2 separate regions of the Homo sapiens genome follow, and region 2 is linked to region 1. Evidence: chromatin loops called from intact Hi-C (ENCODE). Cell type or tissue: OCI-LY7. All regions are shown on one strand. Each heading gives the region's core, and the rest is flanking DNA. Links, peaks and the distances in the headings are about the cores only.

The links. Peaks named below come from ENCODE experiments on the same cell type or tissue, not always from the same donor. Only the 100,000 strongest peaks of a DNase experiment are listed, where the experiment ranks them.
Region 2: a loop joins it to region 1, with 6 times the contacts of the local background. A loop is called at or near these places in 2 of 110 quality-filtered maps.

Annotation. Positions count from the first base shown.
Region 1 is chr18:32,708,085-32,720,106 of GRCh38, reverse strand. The region is part of intron 3 of KLHL14 (kelch like family member 14); the gene reads left to right. All of the region lies in intron 2 of LOC112268208 (a long non-coding RNA gene), which reads right to left. Among named protein-coding and RNA genes, the nearest start is that of KLHL14, 59 kb to the left of the region's middle. In OCI-LY7, for the core only: a CTCF peak has its summit at 5,360 (motif pointing left); a DNase peak (open chromatin) is centred at 5,376.
Region 2 is chr18:33,178,974-33,190,995 of GRCh38, reverse strand. The region is part of intron 20 of CCDC178 (coiled-coil domain containing 178); the gene reads left to right. Among named protein-coding and RNA genes, the nearest start is that of CCDC178, 260 kb to the left of the region's middle. In OCI-LY7, for the core only: a CTCF peak has its summit at 5,920; no DNase peak of the experiment used is centred there.

The DNA.
Region 1 (12,022 bases), core at 2,536-7,535:
GACACCCAGGCCAGTGCTCATGCCTCTTCTTTGGTATGGAATGTTTTTCAGTCCTGTTTAATTCTACACACAATTATGCTTTGTGCAGGAATTTTGGATACAAATACGACATGGCCCACATTATTAAGGTCTCCACAATTTTTACAGAAAACATAAATTAGTCAGTTACATATACTACTATTGGCTGAGATTGAAGTAGGTACAGGCTGCGAAGGGAGCACATCCCATTACACCTGGCTACGCACGTCCTTCTGACCAAGCACCCGGGTAACTCCTGAGCCACCTCTGACAAATGCTTGCTATCTCCTCTGTGTTGTCACAGCTCCCTGCCCATAAGTACCTTAGAAAGCTTGTTGTTTTGTGACATAGTTGTTTAAATGTCTGCCTGCCTACACTGAAAGCAAGGATATCGTGCCTTTTGGAAATCTTTTAGCCACTGTGTCAAGCACATGTAGTAATTATTGAATAAATGAATGAATAGTGCCTAAACGACAAGAGCAGCTTAAGCAACCCTAGCTATCATTAAACGGATGACATCAAAGTCAGTTTACCTTCACATCTTATTTATACAGGGATCAATTCAGATGCATTACATCAACTTGTTTGACGTATATAAAATGTTATATAGTGAGGTCTCAAAATGCTCATAGTTGTTAATAATGAGAGAAGTATCCATTCATAAATTCATCCTCATCTTTGACTCATTCGTGAACTTACAAGATATAGACACAGTATACTTCAAGTTCAAAAATTCTAAAGTTTTAAAATGTATTCTTTCCTATGGCCAGTTTTATTAAGTGCCTGCCATTGGTGCACAAAACAGGCATTAGCTTAACATTAGTTGAAAGTGCAGGTTTCCAGCTGGGCGCAGTGGCTTACGCCTATAATCCCAGTGCTTTGGGAGGCCAAGGTGGGCGGATCACCTGAGGTCGGGAGTTTGAGACCAGCCTGACCAACATGGAGAAACCCCGTCTCTACTAAAAATACAAAATTACCCAGGTGTGGTGGCACATGCCTGCAATCCCAGCTACTCGGGAGGCTGAGGCAGGAGAATCACTTGAACTCGGGAGGCAGAGGTTGTGGTGAGCCAAGATTGTGCCATTGCACTCCAGTCTGGGCAACAAGAGTGAAACTCTGTCTCAAAAAAAAAAGAAAGAAAGTTCATGTTCCCATCAAATTATAGCATGATATAGTGAAAATTTTGATGAAAATAGCCGGTACCATTTTTACAAAATGTTTATGGAAGCTAGACTGTGTCAATATTGTGAGTATATCTATACACTTTAAAGATACACAAAGTTTAAAAAGAAGGTAGAGTTTATCATAATAGCTATAAAATGTTGAAACTATTTTTTAAACTCTGATTAGTGTCATAAATCAAAAGATTTATGGAATTTTAAAATGGGCTTTGCTTTCTGTGTAAAAGAAACCCTTAAATTACAATATATGACACCAAATATTAATGGAAATCTGTATGCTGAATTCATTTTGGTGGTAAAATACTACACTTCATCCTAATCTGTTTCTTGGTGCTACTGCCCATTGATGTTTAGTATCTGGGCTCTCTTGCTAATCATAAGCAAGATTAGCTTGCTCAGTATGTCACCTACACATTCAGAACCTTGACTCTTCCAGCTCTAAGTCTGGGGGGAAATATCTCTGCCTACCTCACAGAAGGTGCATGGGAAATTTCACTGTAAACTGGAAAACAACATACAAATGTGATGGATTCTTATTGTGCCAGGAGAAAGAGAATAATGTAAACAGGGCAGAATATGACATTGCATTTTAAATTCAGGAAATTGCTCAGAGTTGGCGAACTCCTGAAAGGTAGGTTGAGATCAGGTGTAAAAGATTATGTGAAAAGCATTTGGATACTATTCTATAGTCAGTGGGGACTCACCAAAAATCTTTGAGCAGAGAAATAACATAATTAAATCTGTGTTTAAAAAGCTAATTTAAGATGAATTGGAAAAGGAGAGATTGGAGGCAGGGTAATCATTTATTGCATAACCCAGAATAGGGATAATAAGGGTCTGATTTACGGCAATAGGTATGAAAACGATGAGACACTAGCAAATACAAAACTCATTTTATAAATAAAGTTAGACATCACTTGGTAACTACTGGGCTGTAGAAGTAAGAGACAGCCTGGCTTGGTTGGCCAAATTGATCTGATGTCTTTGGTCAAAAGATGAAACCAAGAAAATGAACGTTTAGAGGAGGATGGAATGTGGTTAGTCTTCAGTATGTCAAGTCAAAATATCTATATTCATCATACTCAAGACTTGTGCCTGGCACATGATAGGTGTTCAATAAATATTTAGTGAGTGTATTGATGAAGGAAGGAAGAATTAAAGACTGGGAGAGATTCAAGGGAAGTTCTACAGAAAGAACTAGAAAATGTTGATCTATATGACAGACGAGAAAAGAGTAGAAATACCAATTCAGAAGTCAGCATTTAAGCAAATAGCATCATTGAGATCTGGAAGGGGGAAGAGATAGAGAGGAAAGAGGACAAAATACCCAACTCCAAGAAAATAGGATTACGTATGCCCAATCCTTGGCATAGAATAGGGTTCAATAATAATCATTCATTGACTACATGAATGAAGAAATGCATGAGTACCAACTTTTCAGGGGTAGATGAAGAAAGAGCAGCTGGGAGTCTCATAGTAGCCCTTGGTGTTTTCTGAGGCATTTCGTACGAATCATAGACTAATTCTACAGTTCAACATCTGGCTCCCATGAGGATATGTGAATGACATAGTCTAAATTTCAAGCAACCATGAGGAATTTCTTCCCCTTGTCTTTCTCACTTCAACATGCTTTATTTTTGGTTTGACTCATTTACTTAAATCTATCATCAAATTGCACTTGCAACAGATTATTATTTCCATAAGATTTCACATACCACATCAATGACAGGAATTTATAACGTTTTCTCACGTAACTAAAAGTGGGCCAAATAGAATAAAAATATTCATTCCATTCACCTCATTTATTATGGTACAACCAGGTTGACCAGAGGTTTTGGAGCTATTAGTTCAACATCTTGCCCATTATTTGGTAAAGCCCTCCAATTTGGAGAGAGAGGATATTTCAATCTCATTCCGAGTTGGCCTTTCTCTTATAGGCCCAGTCTAGACATCTGTCTAGCAGATGAGGATATTGGGACAAATAAGAATATGTAAATAATAGAAAATTAAAATTAAACTAAAGCTTTTAGGAGTCATAATGTAAAAGGCTTATATCTACAAAAGTCATATTTGAAAAAATAAAAATATAAACTAGGTATAAAACAATGAAAAGGAAAATAATCAATTTTTAAATATCAACTATATGAAATGAAGGTACAAAATTGATTGCCAAAAGTGAAGCAAGCTAGGGCTGGGTGCAGAGGCCCATGCCTGTAATCACAACACTTTGGGAGGCCGAGGTGGGTGGATCACCTGAGGTCAGGAGTTTGAGACCAGCCTGGCCAACATGGCAAAACCCCATCTCTACTCAAACATACAAAAAAAATTAGCTGGGCGTGGTGGCGTGTGCCTACAATCCCAGCTACTCAGGAGGCTGAGGCAGGAGAATCACTTGAACCTGGGTGGCAGAGGTTGCAGTGAGCCGAGATCGTGCCATTGCACTCCAGCCTGGGCGACAAGAGCGAAATTCCACCTCAAAAAAAAAAAGTCAAGCAAGCTAAAATCTTCACAATTTATAATAATTTTAACTTTCATCATTCTGTTCTCTCACCAAAAAAGCCACTGTTTTTTTTACAGCTGATACATGATTGATAATTTGTATTTACCACTGCCCTTTGGCTTTGCCCGCTCTCTGAAGAATTAAATAACAAAAAGACAGGTTGAAAGGAGGTAACTGAAGAAATAATAATATTAGAATAATATATAAACCAGAGCACTGGTCATTGAATAATCACAAGTTGACTATATTTTAAAAATATAGTCATCATTTATCATTATAATCCAAGAAATCTTGTTTCTCAGTTAATAAAAATTTTTCCCATAAAATGACTTCTAAATGTCAGATGAATGTAATTCAAAGAATGAGAACATAAAATTAGTGTCTGTTTTCAGAAGCACCATTAAGGCTTTTTAGTAATTTCACTGACTTTTTAGATTTTCCAATTGAAGATCCACCTATAGACCTTTCTTTCAACTCATTACTGTGTAGTAGAAATAAACTTTGGGCAGCTCTTCTCAGCTCAAGGGCCCTGATGGATTTGAAAACTATTTTCCCCACAAAGGATGATTATACAGATTTGCTACAATCATCTTTGACTATTAGGGATTAGAAAGTCAACTGCTACTTGAGGTGAGGAGCTATAATTCATAAAGGATCTAGGTTAAGATGACAAGAAAGATTAGAAGATAATGTTGAAACTACTTAATCAAAAAAGATCACCCGTATTTAAATATACGTGTATTCCTAAAAATCTGAGAGGGCACTTTAAGGTAAGGTAAAGACTTTTTATCTTTTCAACGTTGTCATTAAAATGTTTGCTCCTAACTTAAAACAATTTATTATATAAAAAAGTGAATTCAATAAAGTAAAGGATAGGTTGAAGCTACTAAAAAAAAAATCATCCGTCGGTAAATACCCATGCATTTATAAAAACCTGAGACACCTCTTTAAGGTAAGGAGGAAGACTTTCTCTTTTAACTTCTCTAAAATGTTTGTCTCTTAAAGCAATTTACCCACTTGGAAAAGTGAATTTAATGTGTTTGTCTCTTCTGTGAAATTATTCCCTGAAACTCAAAGAAAACCATATCATTTTTCCACACACATATACACCCTATATAGAAATGTAAGTTTATATTGAAACATGGATCAAAGTTGCTTATAGACTAAAGGGCAGAGCTAAATTCTAGCTCATTACATCTCTGCTATGTCAACACCATGGGACTTATCTGCAGATTTTTCAAGATATTGAAAAATCTGACCTATTTTTAAAAATCTATCTTTAACAATATTAGCATAGGGTATGCCTGCTAGGTGTCTGTACATATGAGTTTCTAAAGGAGAAACTACTTTATAGTGCCTTCAGGACTCATGTATGAAATTCAAAAATAGGTTGCTGTGAAAGGTTGAAATAGATTTTGGTCCAGCTCAAATATTTGGTATACTAAGGAAGAGTAGAGTCAAGAAAATAATATTGACATTCTCCAACTCAGTGTAATCTGCATCAAAAGAAAAAAAAAAAAGGACCACCAGAGTTTTAAAAGAGAGGCCCTTAATTTTGGCCTTACTGTTGTAAGTTTTCCTCTTTGTTTTTGTTGGCCTTGGAGTCCTGTACCTGAGCATAGTTCTTGATGTTTTTTCTGGAGGGTGAGCAAAGAACAGTGTACACCATCTAGTGGCTCAGTTCAAAATTGCTGCAGTTAACGAAAGGCGAGTTTGAACAGGAAGCAGCAACGGGTGTTTGCAACCATGGGAATTAACAGACTTCATTCTTCCTTCAACATTTCTCCAAGAGGCTGAGAAACGCTGAAGTAGTTGCCATGAATTCCAGAGAGAAGCTCTCACAGTACACAAAAAGATTCAATCTAGGAAGTTAATTTAAATAGCCCACAGTTAAAATCCTACTTTATTTCAACTATGTATCTATAATTACTCTGCTTTAATGAGAACTTTTTACTTGCCTTCTTAGTACCAGAATTAATATTACTACTGTAATACTTTGTTCTATCAGGAAGTGGGCAACTTGGATGAAAGAGGAAATGGGTTCCATTTGTGATCATATGCTAAATGAATTGCTTCTTTAAATAATCACCAAAGCTGTGGTCGCCAGCCTATAAACTCATAGAGAGCCATGGAGCTAACACACAAGGAGTTCCTGAATCCACAATCAGAGGCACATTCTCTATAAATTGAATGCATAATATCTTCTATATACACTGGGTTCACCACTGCAGTTCAAATGCAATTAGTAAATTGCATTTGTAAATTGCAATTTGTAATTTTAGTAAATTTAGTAAATTTGTAAATTTACTAAAATTTAGTAAAAAAGCATTACTAAATTATCAATAATTTACTTGTTACATAATTTTCATCAACAAATATTAGTATATCACTCTCATGCAGGAACATGCAAAAATATGTTTATTTATATGTAAATTTTATCAAAGGTAGATTTTTAAAAGAAATTTAATGGTGTTGATTTCTGCAGTCCCACTTCTAGGAATTTACTCTTAGAAAATAATTATTTGCATGTTCCAAGATATTCATTTCAGTGTTGTTTATAACAGCAAAAACAAAGAACCAAAATTAAGTGTTTTACAATTAGAAATCATTGAATAAATATTAGTTTAGCCATACCAAAAGAAATATCATACTACTATTAAAAACTATTAATGAACATCTACATTTATTAAAATGAAAATAGCTTACCATATATTTAGGTGAAAACAGCATATTACAAAAGCATATACACCATAATTCATGTTTACATATTAGTGAGTGAGCAAAGAAAAATGTCTAAAGGTTGTTATTTTCTTTATAATACAGATGGGGTCTCCCTATGTTGCCCAGGCTGGTCTCAAACTCCTGGGCTCAAGGGATTCTCCCACCTCAGCTTCCCAAAGTGCTGGGATTATGGGTGTGAGCCACCATGACCGCCTAAAAGATATTTTTTATCCCAAGAGAAATAAGTCATTTATTTTACAAAGCATAATAGAAAGAGAGGAGTCAGGATGAGCCCAAGGCTTTTGTCCTGAGCAAGTTGAAGGATAGAGTTGACAGTGGCTTAGGTGGGAAGGGGAATATTTGGAGAGAAAAGCCAGGGGTTCGTTTGGGGGCACTGGTAAGTTGAAGAGCCTATATGATACCCAAGTGGGGTTAGATTGAGGGTTTTAAAGTCATATTCTGGGGTTAACTTTATTAACTTTTTCTGTAAGGAGGAGGACAGTAGATATTTTAGGCTTTGCATCTCATTAGGTCTCTGCTCCAACTATTCAACTCTGCAGTTGTGGCACAAAAGCAGCATAAACTGTTGGGAGTGGCCATGTTCCAATAAAACTTTATTAACAAAAACAAAGTATTAAGTGTGGATGGAGGTGAGAAAGATTTAAAAGCAAGCTCTTGGAGCATGCTGGCTTACAGATTGAGGAGATGAAGAGCAACCAGCAAGGAGTATGAGCATGGAGCAGCCAATCAGGTAAAAGGAGGATCCAGAGAAAATGATCTCCTGGAAGGACACATTTGAAGGCGTGATCTACTAGGTCAAATGTTTCAGGTACATGATATGAGATGAGCATCGAGAAGTGACATTAGATTTAGCAACATGAAGGTTAATTTAACAACATTGTGTCCATGGAATTATGAAACTAAAAACCTAACTGGAACAGGTTGAAGTGAAAATGGGAACAGAAACCCTAGAAATCTTGAGCAAAGACAACTTTTTTGAGGACTGTTTATATAAAGGGAAAAAGAGACATGGGATAGGTAGAAAGAAGAGGATATTGATTCAAGAGATGTCTTTTTTAAAAGTGACCAATATAGCAGCATGTTTCCCTGCTGATAGGAGAGATCTCATAAAGAGGGGAAAATTAATGACGCAAGACATAATAAAATTGCTGGAAGAAATATCCTTGAGTATTTGAGAGGACCTAGTACACAAATAGAGAGCTTGACTTTAGAAATGAGCATGGAAGGTCCATCCAGGCTAACAAAAGGAAGGCACAGTACAGGTCTACTGATGCAGGTAATTTGGTAGGTATGAGGCAGGGAAGCTGTGGGAATTCTTTTCTAAATGTTTATATTTTCTTAGTGAAATAGAAAACAAGGTTATCAGCTAAAAGTAAATCAGGGAGCAGATGTTAGAGAGTTGAGGAGAAAGAACAAATGTGAAATAGTCATTTAGGACAAAGGTGGGCAAACTTTTTCTGTAAGGGCAAGATAGTAAATATTTTAGACTTTGCAGATCATTAGATCTCTGCTGCAACTATTCAACTCTGTGGTTGTGGCACAGAAGCAGCCAGAGACAATACATAAATTGTTGGAAGTGGCTGTGTTCCAATAAAACTTTATTAACAAAAACAAATGGTGGGCCAGTTTAGGCCCATTAGCCCCTCGATCTGAGAGAATAGGATAATTAATGGTCTAAGAAAACATAATAGGAATTTCAGGCAACAATAACATGAATGTAAAATGAGGCTTATTCACATAGCGATGTAAATTTATCTAGTCACATTCAGCTCTGTGGGTTTTCACATGGGGCTGAATATAGACAAGATTTGGTTCAGCTATACAACTACGAAGGATAAAGCAAGAGGCAAGAGAGTTGAGTGTGTATGCCAGGAAATTACTGCAAAGATGAGCTATGAAAACTAAGCTGAATCAGGAGGGAATAAAGATATGATGGTATGATGTATGAGGAACAGTGAAAAAGAGTCAGGCTTAATGGATTTAGGCCTTGCTACTAGCCCTTGATGCTCAGATACTCTTCCTGAGGGAAGAGGACAGTTCATTAACTACTTTATTAAAGAGTAAGAGATAAATTGTGATTCAAACTTGTTGAGTGACTGCATAGAGCAGCCAACGTTTTGCAGGTAAGAGTGATGTTACTCCCCATTTTGTCACCAGGAAAATGAGAATCCAAATCTATTGAGAAGTAGTGTTTGAATAGATTTGTACTGTAAACACAATACCATTGAATAGATTTGTATTGAATAGGTTGTATTGTAAACAGTCTTGTTTATAATAATATCTAGTTTCTCAGTTATTAAAATTACTCCTTTTCTTCCTCTTTTTATTACATAAAAATGTTCTTGCCTACTCCTTCTCCCCAAATGCTACATATACCCACTGTCACGTGCCAATTAATGGTCTTTTTCTTTTGCTGTCCCCCATTTTCTTTGCCTCTTAGCTTTTACATGTAGCTGTGCTTTACTTTTTATGGGCTGTGACTTGAAGAGGTTTATACTCTTCCTATTTTTTCCTTAAAGACCTTTCTTTTGTTGGATTTCCACACTTTGAGATGATGGCTTTTTTATTTTGGCAGATTCTGCACTGGTGATAAATGTTACCAAGATCTAAGGAGGGGCCCTATTTGCTGTTCACACAGTTCAGGCTTTACTCCCCTTCTTAAACTCTTCCAGGCCTTTCTACTGAGAGCAGTAGAGTTTGTGGAATTCAGGGACCTCCACCATCTTGGCTCTTGTTTTCTTCCACTTTACATCCCATTGCTCCTTACACCTCCACTACACGCCAGCCAACTGTTAGGCACCCAAAGGTGCCTAACAGTTCAACAGCCACCATGCCTTTGTGACACAGATGGCATTGATGGGACCTCCCTGAACCCCTCTCCATCTGTCCATTTCTCACCCTTCCTTCAGTGGCCCAACACAAATCCACCTGTAGTTATTTTCCAAGACAACTGAAAAAAGCAATTACTCTTCTCATGCCTCATCTTTTTCTGTACTTTGGACCTCTATTACATCATTAACTACAGTCCGTTTTATGTTACATTTACATGTGTATATAAATTATCCCTCTCTGGGACATGTGCTCCTGGCAGAGATGCTTACATTCTTTTCTGTTTCATATACAGCACATAGTAGGTGTCTGATATAAGTTAGTTAAAAATTAAATGAAATCCCTTATCCTTCTCATGCAAATGTCAGTTGTTAGCTAGTAAGTGTAAACCAATGTAACTCTTAAAAATATGGGTACTCGTTTCACTTCATCCTATCCACATGTCCAGATATCATCATCTTCTGGAAACCACACATTCTTGCCTCCCTATAACTCAAAATAGTATTTTGATTCAGTTCTGTAGTAAATCCATACTTCAACAATTGCAAACTTTTGTTAAGTCATTAGCATCTCAAAGAAACTTTGTTTATTTGGAGATGTTTTGCTTGGAGAATATTTGTGAAGAAACTAGAGAAAGGGGACAACGAAAGAACAACCTTTTACAGTTTGTTTGTAATGAGGCTTGTACTTTACATAAGTTATCCAATTCAACTGAATTCTCACAATAGCTCTGTGAGGTAGATATTATAATCAACATTTTACTGATGAAGAAAACCAAGGCTCCTAAACTGACACAGTTAAATGATATCAAACCTGGTTTGTATGACAATATACTGTCTTCCATTTTAAAAAGCAAATTGTACATAAATCTGTAATACTGAACCAAGTAGCTAAACCTACATACTTATTTAATTACCTTTTCACCTTAACCAAATTGTTTCACTTTCTCTATTTAAAATTTCAAAGTATTGTTTGCAAATAACAGAACTCCAATTCTATATCACTTTAAACTATTTTGTCTTTAATTTAACAAACACTTATTGGGCATCCACTATGTGCAAAGCATTTTTCTACACATTAGAATTTCAGTGGTGAGCAAGACAATCCTTGTCTTACCTATGCAGTTAGTACACTAGCATAGAAATAAATCACTTGAGGCCAGGAGTTCAAGACCAGCCTGGGCAACATAGCAAGATTCCATCCCTACAAAATATTTAAAAATTACCCAGATATGATGGCACACACCTATAGTCCTAGCAACTTGGGAAGGCTGAGGGGGGAGGATCCCTTGTGCCCAGGAGTTGGAGGCTGCTGTGAGATATGATCACATCACTGCACTCTAGCTTGGGTGACAAAATGAGACCCTGTCTTTAAAAAAAAAAAAATTCTAAAGGTAGGCATTATCAAGTGTTATCACAAAAGAAGGGTAAGGGAGCAGAGAATGATAGGGAAGGGCTTTCTAAATGGCACTGTCAGGAAAGGTCTCTCTTCCAGCAGACACCTGACTTAAATGATGGAGTGAACCATGAGAATATTCAAAGGAAAAACATGTCAGAGGCAGAGAGAAGAGCAGATGCAAAGGCCTGACACAGGAACATGTTTGGAGTGTTGCAGAAGCAAAGCAGCCGGTATGGTTGGAGCACCGTAAGTGAGGCAGAGTGTGGAAAAGAGCTTGGAAAGGTATCCAGGGCCAGGCCGTGTGATCTTTGCAGACCATTCTGGAAACTTGAAAATGTATTCCAAAGAGAAGGAAATGACTGAATAGAAGTGAATGTCATCACCTGACTCTGGTTTTAGAAGGACTTTCTCAGTAAATTGTGAAAAATAAGCCAAAAGGGGACAAGAATGAAAACAAGGAGACCCGTGAGGAGGCTGTTGCAAAGGTCTATGGAATATAGGGGGTTTACTGGGCCACATGACCAGGAGGGCAGGGCAGTACTGGCCTAAGAATGACTAAGAAACAAAATTTCAAAATCCCATCAGGATGCCTTCTCTGAAGGTCTCATTTCTCACAACACGAGCTCCTTCTTTGCTCAGACCTGCTTCTCTATTGCTGTAAGCAGCTCCAGGATTTGTGATCAGAAAAGAAAGTGTTCTCCTTTCAGCTCCAGTGTGAAAACCCCTCGCAAGGACCTGGCTGGATCATGCAACCCTCTCTAGACCAGTCACTCACATTCTACTGCTGTGTGTACAAGCCTGGCTTGGTGGGTCAGGTAGTGGGGTGCTCTAGAAGGGGCAGCTAGAAGGGAGAGCAGGATGAAAGAAGTTTGCATTTTCTTTATTTTTTAAAGATATAGCAGGGCACCCTGTGAAGACAGCAGAAGAATGTAGTGTCTGGGGAGAGATTGAATAGGGCACGCTGCTACCTAACTAAGCCAAACTCCAGTGATTTCTCCTATCTCTAGATTTTTTTGACACAAATCTTCTACACCACTGCCCTGTTCCTTTCAAATGGCCTCACATGGATCTGTATCAGTGTTTCAAATACATTGCAAATGTCCCTATGGAATAAAAAGGGCGATAATGCCAATTTCACTGGCAAATCCTCTAGCACCTCTGGTGGGATGGTGCTGGGCACTAGTGGATTCTCAGGAAAGATACGCACATTGGCCCCAACCAGAGGAAATTGGAGCCATGCTTTCTTAAAAAGTGTTCCTCAGGAGCCCAGAAGCAGTTTGTCAGAAATACATCCATCCATCCATAATCAGTTTATTGAATGAGCTTCACATATGAGGCCAGCCAAAAATAACTT
Region 2 (12,022 bases), core at 2,928-7,927, 470 kb before region 1:
CCTTAAAAATGAGATAATATGAGCAAGTGAGAAGCAAATTGCTGATGGAGGGGCAAAGTGTATTTGAATAGAAGGACTGAGTATATTGCTGCACTATTGGGATGTTCATTGAAAGTAATGAGAGAGAGAAATAACGAAGAATAAGTTAAAAGATTGAAAAATAGAGGTAAGGCAACACCCAAGATTCTGGCTGATGTTTCAGAGCAGGTATTTACAGGAAACACCAAACTGCAGATGTGAAGGATAATCCTCTATTACACTTAGCTTCTCCAGTATGAAAGTGAATCAGGGAATTTTATAATATTTTTCTCATTTCTGGAATTGTTCATTAGGGAGCCAGTTCTGCCTAACATTGCATCAAATGTCTACCTTGGAAATATGCAACTTATCTCAAGTTTGTAACATATGTAGAATGTATAAGCTTTTTTCATTGACTGGTTTCACAGTAAACACATATACTTAGAGAAAATAATTACGAAAAGTATTACCCAGAAAACAAAATTATAGAAAGGAAGAAACAACCAACTCATAAAAATTATAAACTTATATCTATTTGTAGTCTTAGAGGAGTCTCTGCTCAATAGTGTGGGCCTCATTCCTCAAATTCTGTGTAGCTGTGAAGGAATTTATATCAGTCAAGACTCAGTCTGAGAAACAGAGCCTTTTAGGAGCAGTATGGGAATAAGAGATGTGTTATAGGAATTCAACCTAATACACAATGAAATAAGCTTGAATGAAAGATCTGGAAAGAGAAACTGGAGGATTAGAGAGTCACTAATTAGTCTTCCAAATCACTAGAATAGGGGAGAAGTCTAAGCTTCCTAAAATTCTAAGAAGCCAAGTACATCCAGCCACTGAAGTAGAACCATGAAGCGGGGGCTCATGGAGAGTTCTGCAGGAAGCTACTGCTTCTAGGTGTCAGCTACCTTTGTTGTCCACAGCCAAGCACTGGTTGGTAGTCTAGGGCTTCTTTTAGCAGTGTCAATGGTCAGCATATGATCTGGTTGCACAGTAGAGAATAAGGGCACACTGGCATCCATTGGGTATCTCCGTATCTATCTGTCACCATATATGACCATGGTGACCACCCAAGATTAGGGCTACCACTTCAGTATGCTTTCAAAATTGCATGCAAATTCTTCATGTTTTTTCTTTTGACATACTCTAAACTGGAATCTTATAGTCAAAGGTTTTGTGAGAAATGTAGTTCCCAACTAAACCGAGTTGATAATAACATAATTCAATGCAGTCTACCCTTTTGAGCTTGACATCCACACATGCCTTTAAAAAATACGTTTTGCTTCTAAATAAAGTCAATTGCAAATACTTCTTCTGATTCTCATGTTCAAACTAGTCTCCATACAACAAAAGTATGCCAATTGCTTAGCCAAAACAGGATACACAGTTCATATCACTTTGTACATTTGACTAAGTAACATTCCTTGTATGCTATCCTGTAATGTAAATACCAAGATACAGGGCTAACCATTAATACTATATCTGTGTTAAATATTACTGGAAGTAGATGGGACAAAAATAACTTACATATATGTAAACATATAAATATGAATACATATATAATATACAAATATATTCATGTCAAGACAAAGAAGAAATAGCCATAATTGCAATTGTTCTTGTTTCTGCAACTGGTCATCGTTCACATATAACTTTACAACTTTATTTATAACTTTATTCTTCTGCTGCTTATACTACTTGCCCTTAGCAAACCCCTCATCTTGTTATTGTTGCTTGTCTATGCAGATGACACAAATCTTCATTTCCATGGGGTTTCTGTTATTAGCCATCCTGTCTTGGTTATAATTTTCCATTTACTTTCATCACAGGTCATGGGAGTACTAACTGATACCCCAAAGAAACTCCTGCATTTCAAACCTAGTCTCCCTTACTTGCATTAAGTAGTAGTGGCTCAATTTCTCTTTGAAAGTCATAATCAATCATCCAGGCTAGTAGACTATCACATTTTTTGCCTGTTGATTCACTGTCATCAGGATTCCAAAATGACCAGATGGAAGTTTCAACTTCAAGTTCAATCAGACGATTACATTATCCCCTCAGGAAAATTTTCTATTATTTCTATCCCTTAATACTTGAACCACTGTAGTCATTTTCTATTGCTGCCATAACATATTTCCACAAACTAAAATGCTTAAAATAACATCCATTTAATATCTTACAGTTCTATCTGTAGAAGTCTGACAAGCTTGGTTGAAATCAAGGTGTTGGCAGAGTTGCATTTCCTACTGGAAGTTCTAGGGGTGAATCTGCCTCCAAATGCATTCAGGTTGTTGGCTGAATTCAGTTCCTGTGGTTGTTAAAACTGAAGCCTCCACTTAGTTGCTGGTTATTGCCCATGGCCACTCTTAGTCCTAGAGACCTTTTTCTGGCCCTGACCTGTGTACCTTTACACCTTAAACCAGCAGGTGGATCTAATTCTTCTCACCTTTGAAATCTCTCTGACCTTCTCATTTGTTTCATCTTTCCTGCTTTCCTCTTTTGCCTTCTGCTGCTGCTTTTAAGGTCTCATGTGATTATGCTGGGCTTATTTGGATAATCCAGGATAATCTCCATATTTTAAGGACATTTGATTAATTCCCTTAATTTCATTTGTTAAGTCTTTTCTCAGTAGTGCCCAGAGTAGAGTTTGAATAAGCCTAAGATGGAAATCTTAGAGGGACATCTTTAAAATTTTGAGTACCATAACCACAAACCACAGACCCTATACTGATTGCTGATTTAGAGCATGTTCCACATTCTGGAGAACATTACCCTATCCTGCATGGCATTTTACCTAATTGGCACCATGACTGAGTCCACCATTTTATCACATTGTCTTTGCTGGCTTAGTGCTGTTATTTGTTCCCTACACTCCAGCATTTCTTTATCCCTTTTGCATTCAGATAATTGATTTTGATGGAATATTTCCCCAGGTCACTCTTAGCCAGCAAAGAATAACCGAGCTCTTGAAGAATGTTGGTATTTCCTTCCCCATTGTATTTTGCAAAGCCTTGGTGAAGGGAGTATCGAACTACCCAGAAAATATAGGCAGAAACTGTTAAGTAGATTTCACATGGTAAATCCACTTCAGGATTCTGATCTCCCTGAGACTGGCTACCTTCTTTCACATACCAAGGAAGTTCTAGCATTTCAACTTCATTTTACATTGGCCAACTTTGGGTCTTGGGTTTAGATAACTCACCACTCAAATGGAGATTCTTCTATCTGCTCAAGAAAATACTTTGAATGCAGAACCTCTCATTAGTGCAATCGTATGAATAAATTTGGCCTGATCCAGCCTTATTTCACCATAAACCAATATCTTTAGGCTAATTTCTATACATACCTAGCAAGTTTTTGTTTATACAAATTTTTAACATTTTGACATTATTTTGATGTATGTGGTGCATACTTAAAGGTCACATTTTGTATCTGATCCCTGAGTCCTCCCTGAACTTGAGTCTGGTTATAAGCCTAGAAGGAATGAGATGTATTGAGGGTGTGTCTTAAAGAGGTCAGTATTTCTCTGAAGGGGATTGACATTAGGAAATGTCATACAAGAAGAGAGTAACTTCCTTCGTCAGGAGAGAAAGGGTTGCATCTATTGCAAAAAGAGGCTACAGATGAAGATGAACTGAATATGGAGTCATGGAGTGGAGACAGGGTGGGCCATATCATGTGGTTTGGCTCTGTGTCCCCACCCAAATCTCATCTTGAATTGTAATCCCCACATGTCAAGGGAGGGACCTGATGGGAGATGATGGATCATGGGGTTGGTTTCCCCCATGCTGTTCTCATGATAGTGAGTGAGTTCTTATGAGATCTGATGGTTTAAAAATGTTTGGCAGTTCTCTCTCTCAGTCTCTCTCTCTCTCTCTCTCTCTCTCTCTCCTGCCGCCATGTAAGATGTGCCTTGTCTCCCCTTTGCCTTCCTCCATGATTGTAAGTTTCCCCAGCCATGCAGAACTGTGAGTCAATTAAACCGCTTACCTTTATAAATTACCCAGTCTCAGGCAGTTCTTTATAGCAGTGTGAAAACGGACTAGTACAGCATGTCTGTCTGTCCATCACAACCTCTTTCAACTGCTCTCTCTGACTGCAAAGGTCTTCTAAAAGTAAGAGTCAGTGCTTCACTTCCACCTTCCAAATCTGATACCAGTTAACGTATTGGTCACTTCTAATCTAGAATTGTGGAGGGAAAGAGGTTCTGGAAAAGAGTTTCCAAGTTAACAACATGAAAACATCACAGTCTAGCAGAAGGTCCAAATCTTGGTCTCTGGGCAATCCTTTATAGGCTAGGTAGATTCACGAGGATGCGCTGAAAGAAAAAGTAACAATCTCAATACCCCAACATAAAACTAAACAAGGAAACTCAGGGAGGAGAGTTTCTCTGCTGATGAATCATCATATGGCTCCATAGACTTTAACCTCAACTACGTCCTTGTTTCTCTTTTATTAATTATGCAGAATTAGAACATTGTCACTTAAAAATAATCTTTGACTATGTTTTGGTCACTACACATGTAAGAAAATACTTTCTCAGGTTGTTAACACACATACTATGGTCAGTGCGTCTGGTCTACAGACAGAAGAGGTGGTCTGGGATTGGCTGACACCATATACAACTGCTAAGAGTGCTAAGTTGCTATTTAAGATTAAAATACCCAGTTTAAAATACACACACACACATACACACTCTTTTACTCATGTAAGGCAGCTTATTAGATTGAAAATCAGAATAATTTCCTAGTAGAAAGAGTGATATGTAATTTTAAACATTTTGAATGGCAAATTCCAAGTTTTATCATGTACTGTACATATTTATGTGAGTACTAAGCATCTTGAAACAGGCCTCATCAACTACATCATATGTATCTAACTTGAACATATTACAATACTTGACATATATTAGATAATAAATTATTCTTAGAGGCATGACTGAATAGATGAAATATGGAATCATTAAGGCAGATGAAAGATGAACTCTGTAAGCCTGGAGAGATTTGTTGTTGCAGTTGGTGTTGGTGGTGTTGGTAGTGGTAGTGTAGTGGTTTTTTTTTCTTTCAAACAATACCCATTTTCTCACTCTAGAGATATTCTGGTGAACCACCAGAGCAAGAAAATAACGTTGGAAACTACTGACCCATAGGCATTTTAAGATGATACTTTCTATGTAACATCTTCTTTAACCTTCATACAAAAAGCCCAGGTTTTCTCTGCTCTTGTTAAGGGTATTCAAGATTACCTTAAATTAAGTGGTACCAAATCAGAACTTCCCCTTTTACTAAATATATCTAAATTTCTCTTTGTGAGAAAAATTTTTGATGTGTCTTTTCTATATTTGTTTACTGCGATCTCCTTGTGTAATAACCTTCTACTTTTGACTTTATTTTTATTTTGTAACGTTCTTTTTAAAAATGTTCCAAAGGAGGTTATTTAATTTCTCTGCAGACTGTGGTTTCATACTGTAGCTAATATAAACCAGATACTAGAAAAGATAATAATACATACTGGAGTATAATGATTTAGTGTGCTTTTTCCCCTGTGTTTGCATGTTTGCAAAGATTTAAAGCAGTATTCGCAATGTACTCTTACCCCTTTCATCCATATCTCTTTTCTGCATTCCTTCATTTTTTCATGGAAGGTGTTTTCCTTTTTCTTTAAAACAAGACTTTCCCTGCCACACTGCATACTCTGGAAGAAATTGGGGTTTTCTCTTCTTGTTCATCCTTGCAAGTTTCCCTCTGTACTTTCCAGTTTCCCCTTTCTCGTAGTAATTGTGATGCAGGATGAGCACACCCCTTTCCCGACCTTCTCTCAAATGATTTCTTTAAGCTGCAGTGCACCTTTCTGTGGAAGAGGGGGCTAAGGAGTCACACCCCCACATTCACCTGAAAGATATTAGATGGCTATCTTTACAGTATTGCTGTTGTCATACTTTCAGAAAAAAAAAGCTGTGTACAGATCTTTACTTGAGTCTTTTTGGTCTCGTATAGATGCAAATTAACTTTTCTATTCTGCTTCACTTCAGTGCAACTAGTTACAAGAAGCAGTAATACCACAGTGACCTGATTTCAATAAGTAACTGTGAGCAGGTTAAGTAAACCTGAATAATGACCACTTTGCTCCTTGAAAGATGTCAGTTTTTTAAAATTTTGTAATACTTATGTTAATAACTGCACACATTTTCCCATCATTTTTTAGTAAACTATATAATACTTCACTATTACAGAATGTGCTCTGGTAGTTCATCACTAAAGGAAATATAATTGGAAGCAATTGATTCATTAAACAAAATCCTGTAGGATTCTGAGTCTATGAAGTTTTCCCCCAAAAATAGACTAATATTTGAAGAAGGGCACAGTTGAATGCCTTTGGCTGCAGCAACTTTCTATTTTAAACTTACTAGGTTCTTCGTTTTCTGGTCAGTGTATACTGGTTAGTGTATATCTGTTTGGTTGATGGCAGTAATGTATGTATATATTAGACTGTCTTATTATTTAGTCTTTTGTCCTGCCTTCACTGCTTGCCAAGAACTATTGATTGCATTGCTTATTCCTCATATCTGAAACACTGAGTCATAGCTTTGGTTCCTTGTAAGTAGCCGTTACTTTGTTTGCTTCTTGGGTAGCACACTTCCTCTTATTCTGTACAATATCTTATATGTCAAAATTAGATGACAATGGCATTCCGAAGTAAATACATCATGAGTATTTTTTTCAAACAAATATCTACTAATGTTATATACTATGAACAAGAGAGGCATAGTCTCTTGACATAATCTGTGCTTGTGCACAAGTCATTGACATTTGTGACAGGCTAAAACAAAATATTATATACACTAAAAAACAAATCTAAACATCCTCTTTTTCCTTCTTGTTTGAAATCCAAATCTACAGTTCAAACTTAAGCTGAGAATAACTTATTTCCACTAGTTATACTTTAAGCTGTAGACATATTAATAGGTGGCAGTGATTCTGGGCTAGAGTAAACATAGATAGAGAACAGATAAGTCTTTTAAGATAAACTGAATCACTCTAATAAAATATTAAATAGCACATGTGAATCTCCCCAGATAATTTTTCATTGAAAATTCATAACAAGTTCTGTTGCTTCCTAAAGGCTACCTGAACACATCATGAAAATTCTATAGATCAGAGTGCAATGAAGTAAGAGTAATAACCACTGACTAGAGAAACTTGTAGAATAAATCTATTTAATTGCATATTTAAGATGAGCTTGGCTTCTGTGTGGGGGGAGCAGAGCTGAATGCCCTATCACAAACCCAATAGCGCCAGTGTCAGTGAGCTGTGTGAGTTGTCTCTATGGGTTGTAAATTGGATCCCCTCAGTGACCAGTTAATGTTTTCTGTATTTACGGCAGTATTTCTGTTTTTCACAGCCACCAGGGTACTTTGGCAACATAAAAATTTAAAAATAATTTTTAGCAATCATACCGTGCCAATTTTTTATAGTTAAAGGGGCTCATTTAAATTGGAAAACCTGCTAGTCTGAAATTTTCATCTGAAGGATTACCACCAGCCAGAGCTACTTGTCTGATGAGGGTTTCACATGGCTTATCTAATGTGAAATCTCCCATGTGGTATATAGTTTCATTAAACGGTGATCAAGAATACATTAGTTCAAAACAAGAAAAGGCAATGGAGCTTAATCCGCCAGGCATCTTGGCGCAACAACTTTAAAAGAGTTATTGAAGTGAAACAATTTGAGAATTAAAAGTCTTCCACTTATACAAGACTCCTGTCAAAAGCCTAAAAGTCAGCCTTTCCTTTTTCTGTTCTCTGTTTATATACCACAACAAAAAAAGAGCCCCTGAAACAATATTTTGACTGTTGTAAAGCCAATAAAATGCATATATCGGTGAAATAACCTAATCCTAATTTAAAAACCAGATTTATCAAGATAGAAAAATAAAGTAACTGGTAGATAATGTAGAAATAAATAGAAAAATAAATTCTTTAGAGAAAAAGGTAAGAAACAAGTATTGGTGTGATGTAATAAAAACTGAGATTCATATAGCCTATGTTTATGTTTTAAAAACAATAGTATTAGCTCCTCTTACTTAAGAATTGATCATTAAACCAAACGGTCACATTGCAAATATACTTTTTAAAGAGACATTGGGATATATTTATGATTATATATGAATATAAGACAAATGTTAATGATTTTCCATTTTAATGTATAGAAATTCACAATAATGTTAAATGATTTTAGAGTTACACTTTTTTATATATCTCAGTAATGTATAATAGAGCAATAACTAAATGTAAAATTAATTTGACTTGTCATGTTGACATATATAGTGAGAGACTATGCATACATTCCTTTGATCTAACTAATCATTTTCATCTATTAGCACTTGATGAAAAATGTATTAGCTTATGTCAGGAAATTTCAACTCCCAGCACCAAAGATTTGAAAGATTTCTCAACATGCTTTAGCACACAATATAAAGAGTGAGATTTTAAAAATGTTATTACAAGTATATTTTGAAGAGTTTGAAATTTGTTATATTGAAAGATAGTATAAAAGACAGACTTATAATTTGATTTTTTAAAATGTAATCTTATTGTAGTACTTTAGAAAAATTACAATCATCTGAATTTAAAAGATCAGCTTCTGGAAATATCTGCCACTAAATACTTATTTTTCTACTTGTTATTCAGCTTGGATTTAAAGATACTATAAAGTGCATACTTCCCTACATTTCTCCACCAGTGTATTTCAGCCTTAGTCTTGAAGGAACTGTGTCTAATGGTGTAAAGATATTTCAGGTTATGTATTATTTAATCTGAGTTCTCTTGTGAAAAGTGATATATTCCATGATAAAACTGAGAGTTATAAACATTTTTTAAAATCTCAAACAATATGTGTCAGCTATTTTGCATTTTTTTACCTTTTTCTTGCAAGTCACAATGATACAAAGTAAAAATTTCTTTTATATATAAGCTTCACATTTTGGGGATTTTTTATTGTGGTATAAGGTGCTGTAATTATGATGTTCCCTTATTACACGGTATGGTGTTTGCCACTAAGGAAAAATGTTATAACTTAAGAGATTTTATGATTAGTGACTTTTTTTCTTAATATGTCATTTGCATATACTTCCCTATTTTGTTGTTGTTAGGTAGCCTTTGAAAGAAATTAATAAAGTTTATGTAGTTGGCAGCAAGTATAGCAACACAGAATTTAGGCACTCCCTAAATTCAATCAGAGTTTAGATAAAACACAGACTATATTAATGTATGGGCACTGTTATAACCTCTATTAATATAGTTGAAAGCCGTCAAGCACCACTGATTCTCAGAAACATAAAAAAGTTTGTATTAAAAATCACTGAACAGTACAAAAGTGGGAACAATACATATAAATTAAATTCAACGCTCAACTTTATAAAACACCTTTCTTTATAAAAGATGGCACATGTTTGCATGCATTTCATGTTGTAGTAAATAAAGGTTTTTAACTGGGAGTACTCAGATGCTTATTGTTTATTTGACAATTTATCTTCTTAGGTTAAAAGATTATGAATTTTTACCCAAAACACAAATGTCCTTTTATTTTTATAGTTTTAGGGGGCCCTTTTAAAGGAAGTTAGTATAAGAATGGCAGTATTTACTGTTGTCTGCATTTGAGTGGTTCACAGCTGAGCACTCCTCTTGTGTATTCAGTGACAAATGGCAATCACTTTATCATTTATCTTATGACAAATAGCAGATTCAGCCACAAACTGCTGGCCATAGCAAACTTACAGGATGAAGTTCTTTATTGTTTATGGTTTGTGGGTTGATGTATTCATGCCTTGTTTATTTGTGAAATGCAACAAAAATCAGTAAGCAGGCATGAACAGAAATTTGGCCACGCAATCAATTGTACTTTTTTTCCTCCAGTCTTCCAAGGACCTTACAAGGAAATTCGCTGAACTAGGTCTAAGCTATAAGCTGCCTTTAGAAAAAAAAAGTCATTAGAGGATGCACCAAATTGTGACATTATGCCCTTAAGCCAAAATAACATTGAATGGAGTTCCTACCTCGCATTAACCTCCTGAATAAGGGTCTTAAATTTGATAGCAAGCTATTGTCATAGACAAGTGGCATAGGCCAAGAGTAGAAGGAAATTACCCCATACTTTCACAATTTAAGCAATACATTAAAGTTTTTATTTCTTGTTTTGTATAGCTAAAGGAAATTTGCAAAGCAACTTTGTACAGCAATGTAAATTGTACCTGAATTGCATATACCAACTGTTTTGTGATGGCATATGTTCTTAGGTTTGTTGCTAATGTAGCTTATATAATTGATATATAAGGAAATATTGAAGTAGGTCACATTCTGTGACATGTTTGAGATTAAAATATGTGACACTGGACAATAACAATAGCACATTTTTAAAATTGTAGCAACACATAGACAGAAAAATGTAATTTTTATTCTAAGTCTATTTCTTCCAGGATGTCTTTGAGAAATTTAGTATGACTCATTGGATTATATTTTATAATTAGCATACCTTTAAAATCATTATGATATATTATACTGGATCTAATGAAATGTATCAAAATTACTGATCTGTTGAGTTAATAGTGAAAAAAATTACTAATAAAGGTAATCCAGTTAATAAAAAAGTATTAACATTGGGGGAAGATTTCTTCTTTTCTTTAAGGATACATGGATATAAAGAAGGACTTAGTTATACATAAATAGAAAAAATAAGATACCTATGTACAGTATGGAATCAAGTTTTGATATCTACACCACTAATACCAAATCAGCAAAAGAAAGTAATGCCTAAGATTTTGCCAATTTTCAAAACTCAGTAGGAAACTGTGATGTTTTAGGGTTAAATAAATGATGGACTCATTTAATAAAAATTTAATGTACGTTTATTTTCAAGTCATATTCTTAAGTGCTTTGCATAAAAGCTATTTGAATAGCCTCCAAGCAAATGTCTAAGTCCCATAATTTGGTGTTATAAAAAACAGATATTTGCAGCGTAATATATTTATCATTTATATCCTGAAAAACTTTCTGCCAGAAAAAAACAAGCCAAAAAAATTTTAAAAAAAGAAATCTGTCCCATTAATGTCCATGAAGTTTGTAGACTAGCGGTGTTAAAACTAATATTCTGAAAGGAAACTGAAGTTAGAGGTCCAGAAAAAGCTATTATGCAGCTCTGAGATTTGCATATGCTATCTGCTTGGCTCATCAGAGGTGAATGATAGTTTCCACTGCACTTAGTTACAAGCCAATCTAGATGCAGTTATTTGCATAAACAATTTGATTGGTAAACATTGCTCTATACCTCTGTGTTGAAAACTTTTGGGGGAAGAGACACTATTTTGCTATTTCTTTTTAAAATCACACTTGGGTTATATTTCCTTTGTGTTATGACAGAGAGAGACATTAGTTTGCTATTTCTTTTTAAAATTATACTTGGGTTATATTTCCTTTGTGTTATGGCAGAGAATAGAAGACAAAGAAGAATGATATACAGATAAAATTTGATCAAACAGATAATGCAACAAGAAGACAAAACATGGCTTTAAAAATATTATTTGAATTAAGACTAGTTAATAAAAGTATTTACTGAAATTACTCTGAAAAGAGAAAAGTTGTCAATAAACCCAGATCTATAATTCAACCATCAATATTTGGATAAATTTTTATGCTCTTTTTCTCTCTACATCTATATTTTTTACAAAACTGTAATGATTAACTTATAATTTTATACACATTTTTTCACTTAGCAGTAGATTATTTTCCATGCTACTATATGCTCCTTAAAACTATATATATAGTTTATATATATATAGTTTATATATATATAGTTTATATATATATATATAGTTTATATATATATATATATATATATATATATATTTTTTTTTTTTTTTTTTTTACTGAGTGCTTTAGTAGTCCATCAAGGAATAAATTCATTAAACAGTTCTGGAAGGACTAACACATGCCAGATATTGTTGAAAGTTG